Regions from separate parts of the Homo sapiens genome. Here region 1 is linked to region 2. Evidence: chromatin contacts called from ENCODE Hi-C or POLR2A ChIA-PET data. All regions are on one chromosome and are shown on one strand. Each heading gives the region's core, a stretch centred on a gene start or an enhancer-like site at or near the end of the contact. The rest is flanking DNA. Distances are from core to core; before and after follow the strand shown.

Region 1 (6,987 bases), core at 2,613-5,112, 810 kb after region 2:
AAATTCAGTAAAGTTTCAAGATACAAAATTAATGTACACAAATCAGTAGCATTGCTATATACCAACATCGGCTAAGCTGAGAATCAAATCAAGAACTCAACCTCTTTTACAACAGCTGCAAAAAAAAAAAAAAAACCACAAAAGAAAACAAAAACAAAACAAAACAAAACAAAAACAAACAAACTTAGGAATATACCTAATCAAGGAGGTGAAAGATCTCTACAAGGAAAACTACAAAACACTGCTGAAGGAAATCATAGATGACACAAACAGATGGAAGCACATCCCCCGCTCATGGATAGGTAGAATCAGTATGGCGAAAATGACCATACTGCCAAAAGCGATCTATAAATTCAATGCAATTTCCATCAAAATACCATCACCATTCTTCACAGAATTAGAAAAAACAATCCTAAAATGCATATGGAACAAAAAAAGAGCCCGCATGGTCAAAGCAAGACTAAGCAAAAAGAACAAATCTGGAGACATAACATTCCCTGACTTCAAACTATACTACAAGACAATCGTTACCAAAACAGCATGGGACTGGTATAAAAACAGGCATGTAGACCAATGGAAGAGAATAGAGAACCCAGAATAAAGCCAAATACTTACAGCCAACTGATCTTCGACAAAGTAAACAAAAACATAAAGTGGGGAAAAGACACACTATTCAAAAAATGGTACTGGGATAATTGGCAAGCCACGTGTAGAAGAATGAAACTGGAGCTTCATCTCTCACCTTAGAGAAAAATCAACTCAAGATGGATCAAAGACTTAAATCTAAGACCTGAAACCATAAAAATTCTAGAAGATAACATTGGAAAAACTCTTCTACACATTGGCTTAGGCAAAGAGTTCATGACCAAGAACCCAAAAGCAAATGCAACACAAGTAAAGATAAATAGATGGGACTTAATTAAACTAAAAAGCTTCTGCACAGCAAAAGAAATAATCAGCAGAGTAAACAGACAACCCACAGGATAGGAAAAAGTATTCACAAACTGTACATCCAACAGAGGACTGACATCCAGAATCTACAAGGAACTCAAACAAATCAGCAAGAAAAAAACAAATAATCCCATCAAAAAGTAGGCTAAGGATATGAATAGACAATTCTCAAAAGAAGATATACAAATGGTCAACAAACATATGAAAAAATGCTCAACATCACTAATGATCAGGAAAATGCCAATAAAAATCACAATGTGATACCAATTTGCTCCCTAAGAATGACCATAATTTTAAAAAATCAAAAGATAATAGATGTTGCCATGGTTGTGGTGAAGAGAGAACACTTCTACACTACTGGTGGGAACAAAAACTAGTACAACCACTATGACAAACAGTATGAAGATTCCTTAAAAAACTAAAAGTAGAACTACCATTTGATCCAGCAATCCCACTAATGGGTATCTACCCAGAGGAAAAGAAGTCATTATATAAAATTATTTTATTTTTTTTTCAGTGATAGAGACAGGAGTCTCACCATGTTGGCCAGGCTGGTCTCGAACTCCTGGCCTTAAGTGATCTGCTGGCCTCAGCCTCCCAAAATGCTGGGATTACAGGTGTGAGCCACTGCACCCAGACAGAAGTAATTATATGAAAAAGACACTTGCACACACGTTTATAGCAGCACAATTGCAAAAATATGGCAACAGCCTAAATGCCCATCAACAAGTGGATAAAGAAAATTTGGTGTACGTACACATATATATACACTATGGAATACTACTCAGCCATAAAAAGGAATGAAATAACAGCATTGGATGCAACCTGAATGGAGTTGGAGACCATTATTCTAAGTGAAGTAACTCAGGAATGGAAAACCAAACATTACATGTTCTCATTTATGAGTGGAAGCTAAGCTATGAGGATGCAAAGACATAATAATGATATAATGGATCTCAGGAGGCTGAGGCAGGGGAATTGCTTGAACTCAGGAGGCAGAGGTTGCAGTGAACCGAGACTGCGCCACTGCACTCCAGCCTGGCCATAGAGCAAGCCTTTGTCATAAAAAAAAAAAAAAAAGCCGGTCGTGGTGGCTCATGCTTGTAATCCCAGCACTTTGGGAGGCCGAGGCGGGCAGATCACGAGGTCAGGAGACTGAGACCACGGTGAAACCCAGTCTCTAATAAAAATACAAAAAATTAGCCGGGCGTGGTGGCGGGCGCCTGTAGTCCCAGCTACTCGGAGAGGCTGAGGCAGGAGAATGGCCTGAACCCGGGAGGCAGAGCTTGCAAGTGAGCCGAGATCGCACCACTGCACTCCAGCCTGGGCGACAGAGCGAGACTCTGTCTCAAAAAAAAAAAAAAAAAAAAAGTAATATTTAAGAGGTGGTCTCTTGAAGTAACTAATACAAATTCTGTTGTTAGTCTTTTAGGATATGACTTTCAGATTTAAGCTCTGATACTTAATAAAATGTGTCTTAAAGTCTCATTGGTAAATTGGGAGAAAATGTCATTTAGCATATAAAATAGTCTGAAGATGAAGTAAAATAATCCACATAAGGCTGGGTGCGGTGGCTCACGCCTGTAATCCCAGCACTTTGGGAGGCCGAGGCGGGTGGATCATGAGGTCAGGAGTTCGAGACCAGCCTGGCCAAGATGGTGGGATTACAAGCATGCACCATCACGCCAGACTAATTTTTGTATTTTTAGTAGTGATGGGGTTTCGTCATGTTGGCCAGGCTGGTCTCGAACTCCTGACCTCAAGTGATCCGTCCGCCTTGGCCTCCTAAAATGGTGCGATTACAGGCGTGAGCCACCACACCCGGCCAAATATGAGAACGTTAATGAGATTCAGCTCAATGGCTCCCAACATCTACTGGAAAGAAAGCAGATTGGTATTAGGACATTCAGACACATTTCAGATGAAGTAAAACATACTCTAAAACCAGTAACCTTAGGAAAGAAAAAAGCCAACTAGCCTAAACATTGAGTTTTAGATGTGAAAGAATTTTTTTCCTCCTCATTAGAGTCCTTTTGAGGAATAGCAGGACCAGGGAGGGAGAAAAAAATCATGAGTTATCAGGCCTTTCCTTGAAGCACGGAATGCCTCCTTACACAATACCCTCCACGCCTTCCCTGTTCACACACTTTAACACATGGAGGTAGGAGAGAGGCTGGAATCTGGGTATGAGTTCACAGCAGGTTCCTGGGGTCAGAGCTCTGGGAAAGACGAGGTTCTGAGACAGGTAGCTCGCTCTCAGAGCTCACAAAGAAATAACCTCCCAGGCGTTTCCAATCTCACAGCAAGTCAATGCCTTCTTGCTGGAAAACTTGATGTAGAGTTCAGTATCCAACTTCCCTCTTGCAGACATTTTTTGTGTGTGTCAGCCGCAAGCAGCTGTGAGGAGGGAGGAGAGAAGCAGCAGCCGGGAACCTACAGCCAAGACTCAAAGTGACACCGCAGTGCCACCGCAATCAACGTACATGAAAAGGACAAGCACCTCATATCCCCGTCACGCAAGCACAGCCACTCACTCACCTGTCACAGCCTCACAACCGCACCCACCGTCAAGGAGGCACATCCCAGCCTCTCACACGCAGTTTCTCTGTCACACACTCTCAAACATTCCCCATCTGACATATACAACATTCTCTCACGTGCGCACTCAAATACCCTCCTCTGCTGTTCATGCACCCACGGGCCTGAGATTCCGATAACAACTGGCCGTCCACACTAGAGGCTTCCACGGTTAAAGGGCTTCCTCCACCACCCCGGCTGGTTTAGGTTGGGCTCCAACGTAACTTGATTGCCCAGAGCCCTCCCTGCGAGTACTCTGTGCCTGTTATATACTGAAATGAGTTCAACCCACCTTGCAAAAGAACCACGCGAAAACGGAAGGGAAGCCATAGATTGGGTGTTCCCGTTGCCCTCTGGGAAATGTAGTTTAAGCCTAAAGCTCCATGACCGCGGTGGCTTGTGGGAAAAGTGGCTCGGAACCCCAAATCCCGGTTAGATTGCAGGCACCGCCGGACGCTGGCTCCCGGAGGTTTTAGTTTTCCCTCTACCAGGAGTGTGAAGACACAGAGACTTATTGCGCTGGCGAAGATGGCTGAGGCGAAGGCGTGTCCGACTTGTCCTCGGAGTTCTGAGGGTTTCAGTGACCCCAGAAGGCTGAGAAGTGGAATCCGAACTCGAGGCTGCCCGAAGCCTCGGGCTGTTTGAGTGTAGAGCCGGTAGGGGAGGGCTTTCAAAGTGTGGCCGCGAGGGCGAGCGTGGGGGATCGGTTATGAGCTCCCGAGGGCGGGGACTCTGCTCTGTGTCCCCTGAGGAAGTCCAGTCTTGTTATAAGGTATGAGAAAAGTAACTTTTTAAAAATGGACAAATAATAATTGTATGTTTTATATACTGATAGGGTACAATATGCTGTTTTGATCTATGTTTACAATGCGAAATGATTAAATCAAGCTAATTAAATCCATCACCTCACTTTTTTGTGGTGAAAACATTTAAAATCTACTTTTAGCAATTTTGAAACATGCAACACATTATTTATGTAGTTGCTATTCTATGCAATCGATTAACAAAGTTTATTTCTCCTGACTAACTGAAATTTTGTACTGTTTTAATTAACATCTCCCTTTTCCCCATTTTTCAGTCTCTGGTAAACACCATTCTTTGCCTCTTAAGAGTTAGACTTTTTTAGATTCCACAAATACCACTTATGTGGTATTTGGTATTTATCTTTCTGTTACTGGCTTCTCTCACTTAGCATAATGTCCTCCTGGTTTATCCATGTTGTCACAGATGACAGAATTTTCCTTGTTTTATTTTTATTTTTTATTTATTTTTTAAAAATCTATTTACTTATTATTATTTTTTGAAACGGAGTTTCGCTCTTGTCACCCAGGCTGGAGTGCAGTGGCACAGTCTCAGCTCACTGCAACCTCTGCCTCCCCTGTTCAAGCGATTCTTGTGTCTCAGCCTCCCAAGTAGCTGGGATTATAGGCATGCGCCACCACGTCGGCTAATTTTTGTATTTTTAGCAGTGACAGGGTTTCACCATGTTGATCTGGCTGGTCTCGAACTCCTGACCTCAGGTGATCCACCCACCTTGGCCTCACAAAATGCTGCATTTACAGGCGCGAGCCACTGTGCCCGGCCGATTTTCCTCTTCTTAAAAAGTGAATAGTATTCCTTTATATATACATATATATATGTGTATAAGGTTATATACATAATATATATAATATGTAACATTTTCTTTATCCACTTATAACATGCTGGACACCTAGGTTGCTTCCGTATCCAATGCAGAATAATGCTGCAGTGAATGGTAGTGCAGTTATCTCTTCAGCATGCTGATTTCAATTCCTTTAGCTATACACCCACCGGTGGGGTTGCTGGAACATATAGTAATTCTATTTTTAGTTTCTGATGAATCTCCATATTATTTTCCATCATGGCTGTATTAATTTACATTGGGAAATGTACGTACTTTTGATGTTGTTGTGAATGGACTGGTTTATTCAATAAATTGTGTTAGGTACATTGACTAATAGTGTGTAGAAGTAAAGTTATATTTACTTAATTCTTAAAGGTATAGTCAAAACAGACTGAATAATTAAATGTAAAAATGATCTGGAGAAAACCTTTTTTTTTTTTTTTGAGATGGAGTCTCGCTCTGTTGCCCAGGCTGGAGTGCAGTGGCGCGATCTCGGCTCACTGCAATCTCTGTCTCCCGGGTTCAAGTGCTTCTCCTGCCTCCCGGGTTCAAGTGCTTCTCCTGCCTCAGCCTCCCAAGTAGCTGGGATTACAGGCATGTGCCACCACACCTGGCTAATTGTATATGTTTTAAAAAATTAACTTAGGAATAGATTTTCTAAGCTAAATTGAAGGGAAATGCTAAGGAAATAGTGAGATTTTACTTGATAATTATGTGTCTGAATGAATCAGCCAATTAATAAAATTAAAACAGACCTCGGGCCATGGTGCATGCCTGTCATCCCAGTACTTTGTGAGGCCAAGACAGAGATCGCTTGAGTCCAGGAGTTTGAGCCCAGCCTGAGCAACACATCAAAACGCTGTCTCTACAAAAAAATACAAAAATTAGCCAGGCGGGGTGGCTCATGCCTGTAGTCCCCACTACTTGGGAGGCTGAGGCAGGAGGATCACCTGAGCCTGGAGAAGTCGAGGCTGCAGTGAGCTGTGATCGTGTCACTGCACTTCTAGCCTGGGCGACAGAGTGAGACCCTGTTCCAGAGAAACTAAAATAAAGTGAAATGAAAACAAATACAAGACAAAAATTGATCGACTTATTTTAACACATAGTATGATGAGAGACATAGATAACAGTACTAACCCGGTGTGTTTCTGTTGATCAAAGTCACGGTCACTAGTCTAAAGGAAATAGGAATAGTGACTATAAATTCACAACCATTTACAACATTAGAAATACTAATTATCTTCAGATATATCAGACTCACAATTACTTGCCCTTTTAAGAATTCATCCTGTTCTCCATAAGGAAGAAAGTATTGATAACTCTTTTTTTCCCTTAACTTAGCACTTTGTGCTTCTGAATCTCTGAATTTGTGTTCACATCTTAACACTTTTTTTTTTTTGCAATTATTTTCTGTAGCTTTTTGTCTTCAGTTGAGACATCTCCTATATTCTCTTTACACTTTTCCACAAATGACCCAATTTTTTTGTAAGCATCATTGATGAGTTCCATGTATGTGATGACGGTGTAATGATAAATTATCAATGTGGTTTCCCTCCAGTCTTGTTCATTATTCAAGTGACTCTCCTTGGCTGAGCAACAGGCCAGGAGGTATCTATGACATTTTGTTCAGGTTAAGCAGTAAGAATAAAACAAAATCGACATTATCTTTTTCATATTTTAAACACAAGCCAACAAATAATTTGGAAGGACCCATGATTAGACAATGAGGATTTTATGCTCCCTCAAGAGTAATTGAGATTGTTTAATTGTATGGAGGAATGAACATATCTTAAAGGGAAGCAAGAAGATATAAT
Region 2 (6,503 bases), core at 869-3,368:
TCTTGTGTTTCATTTATCTTTTAGTACTAAACTGTGGATTTTTAAATTTTGGTCCAGTAGTTTGTTTTCTAGTTTGTAAACTAGAAATACTTAAGAATTTTTTTTAATGAAATGTTATAAGTAATGTTTCACAAGAAAGAAACGATAATGGCCAAAAATATAAGGGACTACTTTTTAACTGAAAAGAAAAAAAGTCACAATTACACATCCTAGAAGTTAACTGCTGTTAACAATTAACTTTAAAGATATTATTGCCCAAGTGCCTATGTTTCTGCTATTTATAACTTTGTTTTTTTTCTTTTTGAGACGCAGTCTCGCTCTATCGCCAGGCTGGAATGCACCTCCTTAGTAGCTGGGACTACAGGTGCACACCACCACGCCAGGCTAATTTTTGTATTTTTAGGAGAGACGAGGTTTCACCATGTTGGCCAGGATGGTCTCGATCTCCTGACCTTGTGATCTGCCTGCCTCGGCCTCCCAAAGTGCTAGGATTACAGGCGCGAGCCACTGCGCCTGACCTATTTATAACTTTTTTTTTTTTTTGAGATGAAGTCTCACTGTCACCAGGCTGGAGTGCAGTGGTACAGTCTCGGCTCACTGCAACCTCCGCCTCCCAGATTCAAGGTATTCTCTTAGCCTCCTGAGTAGCTGGGACTACAGGTGCGCGCCACCACACCCAGGTAAATTTTGTATTTTTAGTAGAGACAGGGTTTCACCATGTTGGCCAGGATGGTCTTGATCTCTTGACCTCGTGATCCGCCCGCCTTGGCCTCCCAAAGTGCTGGGATTACAGGTGTGAGCCACCGTGCCCAGCCTATAACATTTTTAAATACAGTATTTATTTTAAAAAATTGGTTTATTTTAGTAGCACTTTTAGTAACACAAAAGTGCTTTTATTTTAGTAGCACTTTTAGTAACACAAAAGTGCTACTAAAATTGGTTTATTTTAGTGGCACTTTTCCAGGTCCTAAAGTATTTCTCGAACATACTTCTGTCATTAAATATCCTTCTGCAACTTAATCCTCAAATAATGACGTTGCAGCCCACTATATTGGTTTTCCGTTATTTCCGCTGCAGACCCAACTATCCCTCATCCTTCTCCAGTCCCTTCGGCATCCTGAGCCTGTGACTGCGCCCCTTCAGTCTCTCCTAGGCCACATCCCCAAACCTCTAGGACAGGTCGTTTCCCAGACACCCTCCAGGCCAGCCTGTGGCCCGGCCCGAGCAGAAATTAGTGACTTAAATGTTGAGATGCCAGAAGACCTGGACTGGGGCATGAATTCCCAGCCCAAACTTAGCCACCCGGCTTTATCGGGATTGTGGCCCAGGTCAGTGAAGCCCCAGGTCCGGGCCGACTCCTAATTCGTGGCGTGGCCGGGAGTCGCCCTCTCCTGATCCACCCCAGAGCGCGGCTCCCTGTGGAGGGTACCCTGGGTGGTCCGCTCCCTGGCTTTTTACAGCACTTGTGAGAGGCCTTTGGGCACACACACAAACCCCACTCCCTGACCCTCCGTTTGGGGCGAGGGCGGCTGCAGCCGGGTTAACTTCGCGGACTCTGGAAGCCCTGGCGGCGGGCCCGGCCGCCCCTTCCCGGGTTTGCGGCTACATTTTTCTGAAGCCTCCACGGCCCCACAGCCTTTTTCTAGCCGTCAGCGGCCAACTATTGCTGCCTGGGCCTGTGTGTTTGCCCAGTTCCTGGGAGGGTGCTCGGGTGCAGCTGGGCAGTCTGGCCTCGGCTTCACTGGAGGCGGGGAACTGGACATGACTGTGAGCGCCAGTGACCGTGGTGCGGTCCAGGCCCCGGGTGGCGCACCCACCTCTGGACTACATTTCCCAGGGGGCCCCGCGGCCAACCTTTTCCGGCCGAAGAAGGCTAGTCACCTTTCCTTGGCGGGTGTTGGAAAGCAAAGGGCTGGAACGTCCCGGGCTGCGGAGCTCGCTGGGTTGGGATGGACTCGTTCAGACCTGAGTGCTAGGACGCCGAAGGGGGCGGTGAGGCGTCCCGGCGAGGAGCTGGGGTCGTCTGGAGTTTAAAAGACAGGTGGCTCTCGGAGATGTGCGGGCTGCATGCCCACGCTTCACCGCTAGGGGAGGTCAGGGCTGTGCGATGGGGAAGGAAGAGAGTGTCGGGGCGGTGCAGTCGGGATGGGAGAAGGGTGTCAGGGCCACTGGCCCCCAGCTCGGCAGAGGGCAGTGTCGGGCCGCGCGCAGGCAGGGAGTGGGTGTGGTGTGAGGCTGGCGCTGGAGCGGTCTGGGAATGTTAGGAGGTCTAGGGTATCGCGGCCCTGCGTCCTCTTGTCTGGACTAAAAGTCCGGGCAGTTCTCCCCGGACCTGGATTGTGGGCCCAGCGACAGGTGCTTGGCGATCTGTGCCCGCTGTGCCTGCGGGGCTGTGGTGGGAGTCCTGTCTGCACGGTATTCTGTGTGGCTGTGCATGTAAGTGTGAGCGTGTGCCGGGTCATCGACCCCATCTTTGGGAGGCCTGGGAGGGGGCGGGACACCCTCGCTGTACATTCTGGGGATACGCTGGGCGGGGTCTGCCCTGTGGATGGGTCCTGGCCGTCTACGCAAACCCCAACTGAGACTAGTCAGTAGGTAGTGAATCTCTGTGAATGGCCTTCCCTCCATCGGGTCTATCTCTGGTGTGTGTTGAGGGTGGAAATGGTTCTAGAGTTTGGGGCTGGGAAGTCCCTGCTATATCCACTTCTCTGTTCTTTCACCCAGTAGCCACCAGGGATCTAGACCCATAAAGGTGCCCCCAGCCTAAAGGACAGCAGTTTGAGACCCTGACAGGTGGGTCCATTTAAGCTGTGTCTTGGCGCCACAGACTTTTGGGCTCAGTGTAAGACGCTAGGCCTGAAAGTTTCCCAAGTTAGGCTGTTATGGAGGAAGAGGGCTACGGTCTGGGGGGCTCTCCCAGGACTTCTCTCTGGGCTCCTAAGGTCACCTGCATTTCTTTGTGAGGATGACAGAGAGCGGTGGCGTTGCAGCTTCTTTGGTCTCCCTTTCAGTGCCTGGGGTGGGGCAGGAGTTTGGCCTCCCAAGGGGTTCAGGGAGGGATTCAGGATGGCTTCTTAACGTTTTTCCACATCTTTCTTTAAGAACCCAGAAGAGGAGAGAACTGCTGTGCGTCTGAAGTGATGGCGGAGGTAAGTTGCATTTGACATTTTCTTGGAAAGGACTTACTGGTTTTCAGGACAGTGTCCTATTTCAGAAATTTATCTAAAATATTTACATTCATGATTTGGACAAAGGGGAAGAGGGGAGGAAACTGCATTTATGTAGCATTTTCCTAAAGCAGCCTAGGGCTGTCTATTTTGCAAACATTGTCTCATCTGATCTAGAATTTCCACTTCCCTGGATTTTATTCATGCTCACAACAGTGTTGACAGAGAACATGCCTCAGTGATTTGGCAGGGAAATTGAACAACAGAATTAGCTTTTTCAGTCTCACTGATTTCTGCATTGTCCCCTCCATGATCATATGCAATAGCCTTTTTGCTTACCAATTTTTTTTTTTTTTTTTTGAGACAGAGTCTCGTTCTGTTGCCCAGGCTGGAGTGCAGTGGTGTGATCTCAGCTCACTGCAACCTCCGCCTCCTCGGTTCTAGTGATTCTTCTGCCTCAGCCTCCTGAGTAGCCGAGATTACAGGCACACACCACCACGCCCAGCTAATTTTTGTATTTTTAGTAGAGACGGGGTTTTGCCATCTTGCCCAGGCTGATCTCGAACTCCTTAACTCAGGCAATCCACCTGCCTCGGCCTCCCAAAGTGCTGGGATTACAGGCGAGAGCCATCTTGCACGGCCCGCTTATCAATTTCTTTCTTTCTTTCTTTTTTTTTTTTTTGAGACCGAGTTTCCTCTGTTGCCCAGGCTGGAGTGCAATGGCACAATCTCGGCTCACTGCAACCTCCGCCTCCCAGGTTCAAGCGATTCTACTGCCTCAGCCTCCTGAGTAGCCGGGATTACAGGCACGTGCCACCACGCCCGGCTAATTTTTTGTATTTTTAGTAGAGATGGGGTTTCACTGTGTTGGCCAGGATGGTCTCGATCTCCTGACCTCGTGATCCGCCCGCCTAGGCCTCCCAATGGAGCCTTGCTCTGTCGCCAGTTAGGAGTGCAGTGGTGTTATCTCAGCTCACTGCAACCTCCGCCTCCCAGGTTCAAGCGATTCTCCTGCCTCAGCCTTGCGAGTAGCTGGGACTACAGGCGCATGCCACCACGCCCAGCTAATTTTTCTATTTTTAGTAGAGACAGGGTTTCACCATGTTGGCCAGGATAGTCGCAGTCTCTTGACTTTGTGATCTGCCTGCCTTGGCCTCCCAAAGTGCTGGCAGCAGGCGTGAGCCACCGCGCCAAGACTTTTTTTTTTTTTTTTTTTTTGAGACAGAGTCTTGCTCTGTCACTCAGGCTGGAGTGCAGTGGTGTGATCTGAGCGTGATCTGAGCTCGCTGCAACCTCTGCCTCCCTGGTTCAAGCAATTCTTCTGCCTCAACCTCCTGAGTAGCTGGGATTACAGGCGTGCGCCACCATGCCCAGCTAGTTTTTGTGTTTTTAGTAGAGATGGGGTTTCACCATGTTGGTCAGGCTGGTCTCCTACTCCTGACCTTGTGATCTCCCTGCCTCGGCCTCCCAAAGTGCTGGAATTACAGGCGTAAGCCACCACGCCTGGCCTCAATTTCTTATAACCTGGAATGCCTACCTGTCCACTTTATCTCCGGATAGTTTTTCAAGATAGAAATAACCTGAATGCCCTCTTATGATTAAAGTGATATACAATTTTTGCAAAAGTTTCAAAATTTGAGGGAGTCACAAAGAAAGTTTAAGTCACCCCATCCGTGGTCCCACTATCCAGATGGTCACTATTAATGTTTTCAGATTATTTTGTCTGCTTATATGTGTAGTCATGTGATTTTTTTTTTTCAGAGTGGGTTCATACTACTAACAGAAGTAGCTAACTTATTGAGCATGCACTTTGAGCCACTTATAGTTGGACTTTCTTTACAGATGTGATCTTGTTTAATCCACATAACAACCCTATTAGACAGGTATGACTATATTTCATTAATTCTCTGATGTACTTTTTCTCACATTTTAATCTCTCTGAAATCAAAATGGGGTTTACAAAAATTCTTGGCAAGTCATAGTTTCATTGATGGCATTTTTTTTTCTTTCCTAGTATATAAAGTTATAAGGGCCTTATTATCAGTGACATCTCAGACTCAATGAAATAGAGTATTATTCTAAGTTGACAACTGAGGAAATCAAGTCACTCGCCTCAAAGTTACGCAGTTAAAAATGGTAGAGCTGGCCGGGTGCGGTGGCTCATGCCTGTAATCCCAGCACTTTGGGAGGCCAAGGCGGGCGGATCACCTGAGGTCGAGAGTTCAAGACCAGCCTGACCAACATGGAGAAACCCCATCTCTACTAAAAATACAAAATTAGCCAGATGTGGTGGCGCATGCCTGTAATCCCAGCTACTCGGGAGGCTGAGGCAGGAGAATCGGCTGAACCTGGGAGGTAGAGGTTGTGGTGAGCCAAGATTGCGCCATTGCACTCCAGCCTGGGCAACAAGAGCAAAACTCCGTCTAAGAAAAAAAAAGAAAGGGTAGAGCTGGGGTTTCTACATCACCTACTGACTTCCTTTGCCCACTTGTCAAAGAATGCTATTTTTTAATTTATTTTAAACAACATTTCATATGTTCAGCATATTTTCTCTTTGTCATTTATACGTTGTTTTAGAAATATTTTTTCACAGTTAATCTATTTTGTGTGCTTTTAGATTCATTTAGTTTTCATAAATGTATTCAGATAAATCAACTCTTTTCTTAAAATTTTTCCCTTTTTGCTGTGCCAGATGGTCTTTCTTACCACAAAAATAGAATAGTTACTTTTATATTTTCCTAAAATACTTTCTGTCTTTTATCCAAACAATCTAGTCTTTAAGGTGTCTCCTGTGATATCTCACCAGAGAATGTTGGCTATAAAATTCCAAATTTGGAGTGTTTATTTAGATTTTTTATGCAACTTTGGAGTAATATATTTTAAAGAGTGGCATGGTATTTGTAGGATGTGAAATTTAAGGTTTTTTTGTTTTGTTTTGTTTTGTTTTTTGTCCTGGATATGTCTGGATGTAGCACTTACTTCATTAATTCTGGCCAGTCCTCAAGAATTACTTTCACTCTAAGACTAAAGAAACATATTTTCTATTCTGAATTAATCAGTTTCTTTCTCTTTGATTTTTCTTCAGAATTCTGTAAGAATTTGTTGAATTTCTCTTCCCATTACTGTAGAGGCCAAAACCTTCCTAAGATTATCAGAAGATCACCACACCCTCCCCGTCCATGCCCTGCACACTGGTGGGGAGGAAGCTTCAGTTCCCCTTGCACTTCAACCCTTCATTGTCTATTTCTCCCTGTATCTTCTGTCCTGAAAATATTAATTGCCCTTTGTCCCTGCTAATGGGAGGCTGTGCATTGTGATGAAAGGGTAGAATCTTAG

Evidence for each region. A loop is a pair of places that touch in the nucleus more often than their neighbours do. ChIA-PET counts read pairs that join two places held with the same protein, here RNA polymerase II (POLR2A). Pooled maps may share reads with other maps.
Region 1: a map of naive thymus-derived CD4-positive, alpha-beta T cell shows a loop between it and region 2 (20-fold over the local background). The contact joins the promoter of ZNF573 here to the enhancer-like site in region 2. A Hi-C loop is called at or near these places in 2 of 168 maps with a recorded cell type or tissue (CD4-positive, alpha-beta memory T cell and naive thymus-derived CD4-positive, alpha-beta T cell), 1 of 37 single-sample maps with no recorded cell type and 12 of 50 pooled maps. POLR2A ChIA-PET finds 5 or more read pairs at or near these places in 1 of 52 experiments (HEK293).

The regions. Positions count from the first base shown.
Region 1 is chr19:37,775,724-37,782,710 of GRCh38, forward strand. It overlaps ZNF573 (zinc finger protein 573), which reads right to left and starts at 3,863. Exons shown (of 5, transcript NM_001172690.2): 1 at 3,821-3,863. RefSeq lists enhancers at 3,351-4,014, 3,806-4,100, 3,807-4,156, 4,015-4,677.
Region 2 is chr19:36,971,318-36,977,820 of GRCh38, forward strand. It overlaps a transcript of ZNF568 not described here. Among named protein-coding and RNA genes, the nearest start is that of ZNF568, 58 kb to the left of the region's middle. Within about 2 kb of position 2,119, at least 32 of the 41 ENCODE cell types and tissues checked have a DNase peak (open chromatin) inside an H3K27ac peak, as active enhancers do.